Linked DNA regions of Homo sapiens: region 2 is linked to region 1. A link is a loop called in an ENCODE intact Hi-C map of the cell type or tissue named here. Cell type or tissue: breast epithelium. All regions are shown on one strand. Each heading gives the region's core, and the rest is flanking DNA. Links, peaks and the distances in the headings are about the cores only.

The links. Peaks named below come from ENCODE experiments on the same cell type or tissue, not always from the same donor. Only the 100,000 strongest peaks of a DNase experiment are listed, where the experiment ranks them.
Region 2: it touches region 1 in a loop (23-fold over the local background); 1 of 110 quality-filtered maps calls a loop at or near these places.

What each region holds. Positions count from the first base shown.
Region 1 is chr2:129,438,843-129,443,237 of GRCh38, forward strand. No RefSeq gene overlaps it. Among named protein-coding and RNA genes, the nearest start is that of LINC01854, 170 kb to the left of the region's middle. In breast epithelium, for the core only: no CTCF peak of the experiment used is centred there; no DNase peak of the experiment used is centred there.
Region 2 is chr2:129,565,177-129,569,571 of GRCh38, forward strand. No RefSeq gene overlaps it. Among named protein-coding and RNA genes, the nearest start is that of LINC01854, 290 kb to the left of the region's middle. In breast epithelium, for the core only: no CTCF peak of the experiment used is centred there; no DNase peak of the experiment used is centred there; H3K27me3 peaks cover 803 bases.

The DNA of each region.
Region 1 (4,395 bases), core at 177-4,176:
GCACAAGGAGGTTAAAGCCTGGCTGTGCCACGGCTGCTCTTGTGGACCACTCTCGTGCTCGATCAGCTTGTCTGCTGGATCACACAGCCTGTGGGCTCATTTCCATGAATGCTTAAGGCTTTCTGGGTACCTTCTCAGGGCCCAGCCTAACAAACAGAACATTATCAGGAGCACCCAGAAACTGGGTGAGGAGATGATGAAACAGATGGGGCAGACAGGGGGCTGCAGCTGGGGCTAAGTCTGCAGAGAAGCCATGGGTGCTCAGCCAGGCACACCCAGATTTGAATCTGGACTGTCACCTGCTGCTTGTGAGTCTTGGGCAAGGTGGTGATGGAATATAGCACAGCATGTCATGAGGTGATACCCCAAATTTTTCAGATAATCAGTGTTAACAAGCCCAATGTGGGCTGACGGAGTCCAGGAAGGCTTCTTGGAGGAGGCAGTGCTGGAGTCCTGTAAGTGTCCAGGTGGGAGTGGGTGGGGACATGGAGTGGCAAGAGGAGAGGTTATGGGGCTGGAATAATAGGCTGCCTTCCCAGACCGAGGCATGCTGGGCTTTCCTGAAGCAGAAGATGTGGGAGAGTGAGCATCAGGTGAAACTTGGTACAGGGCAGGACGGGCCAGGAGGGCTCCCTTGATATGTCGCACCCATCTGCAGCTGAGGCAAACACGTCTTCCAGTGCCCACTTCCACAGCTTTCTAAAAGGACCAATTATCACCTTTCATGCTAACGTTATTGTTGTTCCTCCTCAGTGTGGGCCATGGGCCAGGAGCCACCAGTACATGTCAGTTCTGCTTAATTAGGAGGGGAAGTCATCTGTTTTTATTCATACAAGCGTGTGGTGGAAAATAAATTCATGCAAAATGTTAGGTTTAAATACTAGATGTCAGAAAACAGTGCTTCAGTTTGGATCCCTTGGGCTCCTGCGAGGGCTTGCCTCCAGGCTCCTGGGCTGCACAGACCACTTGGTGCTGAGAGTGAGCCTGGGCATTTCCCATTTGTTCTCTCCCCTCATCCTTATCTCAGCCCTAAGAGGCACCCAGAGTCAGAGGCCCAGATGCACGATAAGTCATTAGTGGCATCAGAATCCACACAGCAGCAGCCCTGCTAGGGGCCTGGCCTTCTGCCGCCATAGCAGGAGCATCAGGCAGTGCAGGCAGCCAGTGGACCCTCATTCTGTCCCTCATGTGGGGCCTCCTCTATAGCCCTCCACTGTCCATGCTGCCTCCTAAGTGTTAGCACCCAGCGCCTTCTGGCGCTCCTGCAGCCATGCTTGGACTGACTGCTTTGTCAGCTCACTCTGGGGTCCACGACCATGGCCAGCAAGGTGCTGACAGCCAGCCTTTCCCGTCTGTGCCCAGTTGTGACTTTGTGGGGTACACCCAGTACTTTGGCTTCTTGAAGAAAGAAGAACCACATAGCTGAGCCGAGAGAAGATGTGCATTTCCCAAGCCCCAGCCATCTGCCAGAAGGCCACTCTGCCGGTGGCCCCGGCTTTACCTAATGATTCATCAGCAATTCTGGAAGAGAAAGGTGTTCTCCTAGTGATGGATTTACTCCATATCGCTGACTCTGGACAGAAAAGAGTAAAAAGGAAACACAATTTTCCATCTGAAAACATGTGTTCTCTTAACTTACCTTAAGAAAGAATGTCAACTTCTTTGTGACTGCTCTCTCCTTTTAAGAGAACATTTTCTCAGTTATTGCTCTGACAACACAAGGAGGGCATGTGTTCTGAAGAGCTCAAGGTATAGAATACCACACCTGTTCTGCTAATTCCATCAGCAACATGCTTAGTGTGGGCGTCGTAGATAAGGGCTTAATAATGTTCCGTCAGCACCAGATCCAGGAGTAACACGGATGATGGTCACAGTTCACTGAATGCATGCAAGCATTTTTTTTCCAATTTGTTATTATCATTTAAATTAGAAATACTTTGTGTTACTAGATAAGCAGGCCAGGAGCATCAAGATCCAACCTAGCCAAAGTTCATTGTCTGGGGTCACACAACCAAGGCCTCCCAACCCCCTGCAGTGAGCTGTGTGGGGCCCGTGCTCTTCAGTCCCTGAGGCATGGAGCCTCAGCTTGTGGGATCCAGGAGCGGGGCATAGGGGGACTTCCTTGAAGAAAGCCTCAAAGCTGGTGAGTGAGCACTGCCTCTCAGGGCCTCTTTCTCCCAGAGACATCAGGGTCTCACTGCCCCTTCCAGCTATCCAGCCAACCAGGTGACACTGGGGAGACAAGCAGTCAGAGGGACTCAAACCAGGCAGCTTGCATTTGAGTGTGACGTGCAGATGGTTCCAGGGAGCCCTGGTGTTCCAGGGAGCACCTCAGGGTGGCTGTGTGGGTGGTGGCAACAACTTTCCACACAGATATACACCTGCTTCACACTGCTATTTAACCAGAGCACATTTGCCTTTGGCCGCTCTACTGAAGTCTGTGTTTTAGGCAAAGTTGTTAGACCCGAAAACATGTGAGTCATTACAATAAAAGCATTGCCCTTGGACATAGACAAACTTTGTTTCCATCTCAACTCCCTCATCCACCATTATGTATCATTATTTAGGGCTTGCATTCACTTATCCAAAAACTATTTACTGAGCATCTTCCATGTGACAAGAACTGTTTTATTAAATGAGATTACCTGCAATAAATTATAGCTATACGATGCGTATTGGTAAGAAGTGTGGGAGTGTCTACAACTTTACCCTCAAAGTATCCATGCAATGATACCAATAAATGCATGTCTCTGCCACTTATGTAGTATGTATATGTGCACCCCATGTCTGTGTACATGTATCTCAGCACCTCTCCCATGGATTTGGTGCTAGGTAGCAGGATGTTACAGACACTGAAGGAATGCACAGCTTGGAGGTAGAAACAGGACTGTAAAAAATGAAGCAGGTAAACAGAACAAGCAGACACTCAGTAAATCAGAGAGGGCTTCCTGGAGGAGGTGAGATTTGAATTGAGGCTTAAACTCTCACTCAGTAGGTAATTGCTTGAGCACCTAGCACTCATCTTACCTCCCAGCACCCTGATTTCTCTTAGCTGACTCCCTTTATCCTATTGGCATATTTCATTTACCACAGTGGTTCATCCTGGGAGGTGCACAAATCCCAGTAACAGCCAATGAGAATGACATGTGGGCCTCATGCTGGTGCCATTGGCACTAGAGGCTCCTCTTTTTGCTGGATGTGCACAAGGGAGCATGTTGGCCTGGAGCTCTGGAGATGATCCCAAGAGGGCAAGGCTGGCAGAGAAGAATAGGGCCAAGAGATGAAGGGGCCACATCCTGATCCACCACCGAGCTCAATTCAGACATGACCAAACTGCCCTGACCTCGAACTGTTCAGTTATTCTGAAACCACCCCTATAAACTTTATGAAAATTAATCAAGGAAGAAGAGAGATGGGTAAATGAAATGAAAGCTGGCTTGCAGCACATTCAGCATTCATCACCAGGTTAGGCTGCTGTCTCACCTGCTTCCTCATGGTTGCTTGTTGCCTGATGTCCTAGAATCATGTAGACTCTGTTACAAGATTCCAGTTATCCTTACCTGCTCTATAGATAACAACTTGAATATTATGAAAGGTTAAGTTTTCCCTTTGAGAAATTCTTTTAGGTCCTGTATAAGAGTGAAACTACCAATGCCAGCTGGTCTGAAGGATGCCGCTGATGCCAGCTGGTCTGTAGGGCCCCACTGATGCCAGCTGTCTGAGGACCCCAGGAGGAGCTGACTCACCGAAGAGTGCAGTTTCCACATTCTGATAATTTCACCTTCTTTCCCCCAACCAATCAACGACCCCAGTCTTCCAGGCCCTCACCCTCCATGATCCCCATAGAAACCCCAGGCAAAAGTTCCTTGGGTAGAGGAATTTGAGGGTCTCCTCCCTTCTCCTTGCTTGGTGGCCTGCGATCACTACACTCTTTCTGTGCTGCATCCCTGTAGTCTCAGTGTTTTGGTCTGTTACTGTGCAGCAGGCATACAAACCTGTGAGTACTACAACAATTCCAGCAAGTCAATCCAATTCTAGTAGGATTTTCTGAAATGGAAACTTTGACAGACAAAGACAGAGAGTATATTTTAACAAACACTTCCCCTCATTCTTCAGGAAAAGACTGGTACAAGCCCTGAGGCAGATGGATCTATGAGAAGGGTCTGTCTGGATCAGCTCTGGTTCTTCTCCCTCTTATCACCAGGGTTTGCTTGTCCCCAGAGCCATGCATTTAATTTTCATTTGTTTTCTATATACTTCCAGTCAGATTTCAATAAATAATATATTCTCAGCCTTTCATCATAAATTTGTATCAGTCTAGAATAATTCCCAATTATATAACCTGCTTTGCCAGGAGGTTTGGCCTCCTGCTGGCCTCTGCAGAACTAAGACTGA
Region 2 (4,395 bases), core at 220-4,219, 130 kb after region 1:
GTTATTATACCTTTTTATGTACAAAATCAGTATTTCATTTTTCAATAAATTCTAGTTCTCTGGTGGAATCATCCATAATTTTCTCTATTTTCTTGACTGTATTAATCATAAAATCCAATATTTTAAAAATTCCAGTACCTGGAATGTTTCCATTGTCTGCCTTTTTCTGTGACTTTTAGTCATTTGGTCCTGTTTTTTGACATGTCTGGTAATTTTTTATGAAATACACATATATCACATAGGAAATAAATGTAGGGTCTATCTTCCCCCAGAGAGGATGTCTCCTTCTTCTGAGAGATAGATGGCAGGTCGTCTCTGGCAGATCACTCTGACCGTGTTGAAGCTGTGTTTTGGGCACGGTTGCCTTCCCAGTTAGCCTTACTCCTAAGGCATAATTCTCACTCCCAGGGCATAGTCTTCCCTGGTCCCAGTGGGAGCCTTCTGTGTTCACCAGGGCCCCTCCACACTCCCTGTTCCCAGCACCATGAGCCTGTGGGAATCTCTGCTCAGATATTCATCTCCGTGCTGCTCCTTTCATCTTGGACTCTCAGTGCCTTGTTGCAAGAACATACAGCTTGGAAGGTAGCCAATCCCTCAAAGGGAAGTTGCAAGCAGGAGTTCTGCCTCAATCCTGTGTTTCCTACCTCTCCAAGATCTTACCTTCTTAATCCACGCCACTGTGCTGCCTCAGAGTCTGCATAAGCCCTGGGCTGCTGTGGACCCAACCCTACCTCCCATACTGTGAATCAGCAGGTGCCCCGAGGTGAGTAGCAAGGCATTTACATGCACTTTCCTGCTTTCTTGGAGTGCGGTCCCTCAAGTCCTGCCTGCCTTGCTCTGGCTCCAATGCCTTCATACGCTTCATTTTATTTTTAATCCAGATTTTATAGCTGTCTGCAGTGAAAGAGTTATTCCAATATATGCTACATGATTTCAGCTGGAAGTGTAAGCCCACTTTCTCTTTCAACATGACACTGTCGTTATCATTGTGTCTCATGCTGGGTATTTTCTTAGATGTGTTCTCATTTAATTCTCACCCTTTGAAGTCAACTGTATTCCCATTTTTAAGGATAAAAATGTGGCTAATAATAAAAAGCTGGGGCTTAAGCCCAATTCAGAGTGTTTTGAAACCCTATCTATTTTCAAATAAACCAGACTGCCTCATAACGCAGTCATACCAAACTCTGCAGATAAAGTCTCATTATTTTGTTTATGAGAATGTCACTTGAGTCTAGTCCCTTTCGATGAAGCCCCTGGCAGACAACTGGAGAATTCACTTTTCACCCTAATGTCCTATGTCTGTCAAGAAGGAAACCAGAAAGATTTTTTGACTTCCCAGAATATGACACCAAATTTTAAAATATGTCAGACAGCTCAACTTGACAAATTGCCAGGGGGAAAAAACGATGGGGTGCTGCCTTTCCTCAAGAACTTTAAGGTGATTTGGAGTTATTTTGTGTGAAAAGTGCAAAAGAAATGATGAAAATTACTTAGAACAGCTGTACTTGCCTTGAAGCTCTGAGGATGCTGGAAATTTCAGCGAGTGACTTTTCTGTGTTAATGTAAAGGTGGGAAGCAACGCATTTAATATTGGATGACTTCCAGGGGAATCATCACTTCCAGGTGGATTCTGGAGAATGATGGAGATAAATCAAGTACAGTGGGTGCATAGCACACCTATTAAACATTTCTTTTTTCCAGTGGTCTCCTGATACTCTGCACATTTTAGCAGCTCCTGAGACTTGTTTACTGTAGGTTTTAAGAATCTTCCAGAGTCACCTCTTAAAACATGGCAAAATTAGCAAATGTGGACATCCTATCTGCTATAAGCAGAACTGCTGGATAAAATATAGTTTAGAAATAGTAGAAATGGAAAGAAATAGAAATCTTCAGGCAACATTAAGCGGGGAGGACTACACAGCCAACAGTCTAAGCAGGTGAGCTAATGCCTCTGAGACCCAGACAACTATGAGAAGTGAATACAGGCACTAATAGCCAGGGCCAGAGTTTGACCAACCAAAGGAGAATAGAAGAGGAGGGCTTGGGCCTGTGCTAGGCAAGGAGCTAACACTAAGAACTCTGCATAAACCTGGTACTAATGCATTATCCATAATGATTATTAACCCTTTATTATGTTCCAGTCATTGTCCTAAGTATTTCACATGTATTAACTCATTTAATTCTTGTAATAATGATGCATGTATAGGCAGGCTGGCTCTATTTCAAAGAGATCAAAGTGTGTATAATGGCTCCACCATCATAGTAGCTGGTTTCTGTCTCCTGTGACAGCATTGGATTGGACAGGTATCTAGGTCAACAGGATGGTCCTTCTTGCAGTCATCCAGGGACTCTGACTGATGGAATCTCTGCTGTCCTCAAACTTGTTTTCCAAGATTACTTTGAAAAACTAGACTCTATTTTAGCCGTCGGGATGGTGAAAGCAGGTAGAAGATACCCGAAGAAGGTTTTTAGGGGCCAGACTGGTGTGGTTCACATTGCCTACACCCATACTCTATTGGCTAATCAGTTGTGGGGCTACAATAAACATCAAAGGAGGCTGGGAAGTGTATTCTAGCTGTGTGCGCTGGAAGAAGAAGAAAAAGGTTTAGTGAACAACCAGCAGTCTCTGCTATAAACCTATGAGAGGGGTTGCATTATTTTCATTATTTTACATATAGGGAACCTGAGTACAGAGCAGATGACTTCTTGAGGTTACAGAGAAATTGCGATTAAAACTCCAGCTGTCTGGCCCCCAATTCTACATGCCTCTTTCCTACCTGGAGCACACTGTTATGTAAAATTGCCTTTCCTCATGGAAGAGGAAATCAGAACTACAGCCACCAGGACCAGGAAAGTGGGAGAAAAATATATAACTGCTCTGGTAGAAAAAGATTCCTATGGAAAAAAAAAATTGAGCTGTGGACTGTGCCATGTGCTACTGACACATGGTGCAAGAATTCCAAGCTGATTCCCTAGTACATGATGTACGATTCCAAGCTAAGAAATTAATGAGCAAACTGGTTCCTGACTCAAGAAGACCCTCAGATGCTCAGCAGAAGCAAACCTAAAATGACGTTGAAGGGACACGACCACAATGAGGGCTGATGTGAATAACAAAGGGGGAAAGGAAACACACAGGAGGAACTCACTTGAAGCTGCATAAGGAAATCAACTCAGTGAAAGATCAGATCAAAAGTACGGCTGTAAGTTTCTTTGTTAAGACCTTTCAGCTGGACTAAAACGGCCACCCAGAAAGCAATGTCACACATGACCCATCCCAAGAGGAAATGGAAGAGAATTTTAATTTGATGTGTAATAAATTACAATTTTTTAGAAGAACTTTTACCAGCTTGGTCTGAAAGAGACTGATACAACTCAAAATGGAAAGTATTATCAGAGGCCTCAGCAGTCTCTGGGAAGGAGGCAGCCTGAGAATGCTAAGAACTACAAGTGGGACCACTCCCCATGGACAGGAAGACTCAGAAGACAGAGCCAATGCCATGGAGAACCATTCCCAGAGGCAGGACTGCAGAGATGCGGCCACATCAATTACAGGATCGAAGTGGACCAGTGATGTCCATATAACTTCAGTCTCCCACCTTTTCTCCTACAAGTTTGTCTGCTGTAATGAATGCGTCTCTGCCTCATCATTACATGTTGGAAGATGATGAACAGGTCATCTGCCTCTTTATTCCTAGTCTTCTATTCACAAGGAACAATGACTGAGATGAACCTAAAAAACTGCCTGAGGCCCTTTGTCTGCTTCTGGAGCTGATTTGGGGGACAAGAACCTGTACTTCAGCCTGAACCTGATCTATGCTGGAATAAGACATTGGAGGAGCGGAGTGTGTTCTACATGTGGGAAGGAGATGGATCACTGGATGCCAGGAGGACCAGGAAAGCCAGTCAGTAGACATGGCCCCCCAGGAAACACACCCCTCCCTCATGAATCTGCTATGCCTTGGGACTTGCATTCACCAAGAGAGCATGGTGGGAATGGTGTTGTGCCCATGCTGGGCCTAACTAACCCTTCCAAAGATCTAGAGGTTTCTACTTTGCAACTTTGGAGCCCTGAGTGGTCATATAAAAAGTCTGCCTGCTCTCTAGATTCCTCCTCTCTGGGCAGGGCATCTCTGAAAGAAAGGCAGCAGCTCCAGTCAGGGACCTATAGATAAAACTCCCATCTCCCTGGACAGAGAAACTGGGGGAAGGGATGGCTGTGGATGCAGCTTCAGCAGACTTAAATGTTCCTGCCTGCCAGCTCTGAAGAGAGCAGCGGATCTACCAGCACAGAGCTCGACTCTGCTAAGGGGCAGACTGCCTCCTCAAGTGGGTCCCTGACCCCGGTACCTCCTGACTGGAAGATACCTCCCAGCAGGGTTCAACAGACAGCTT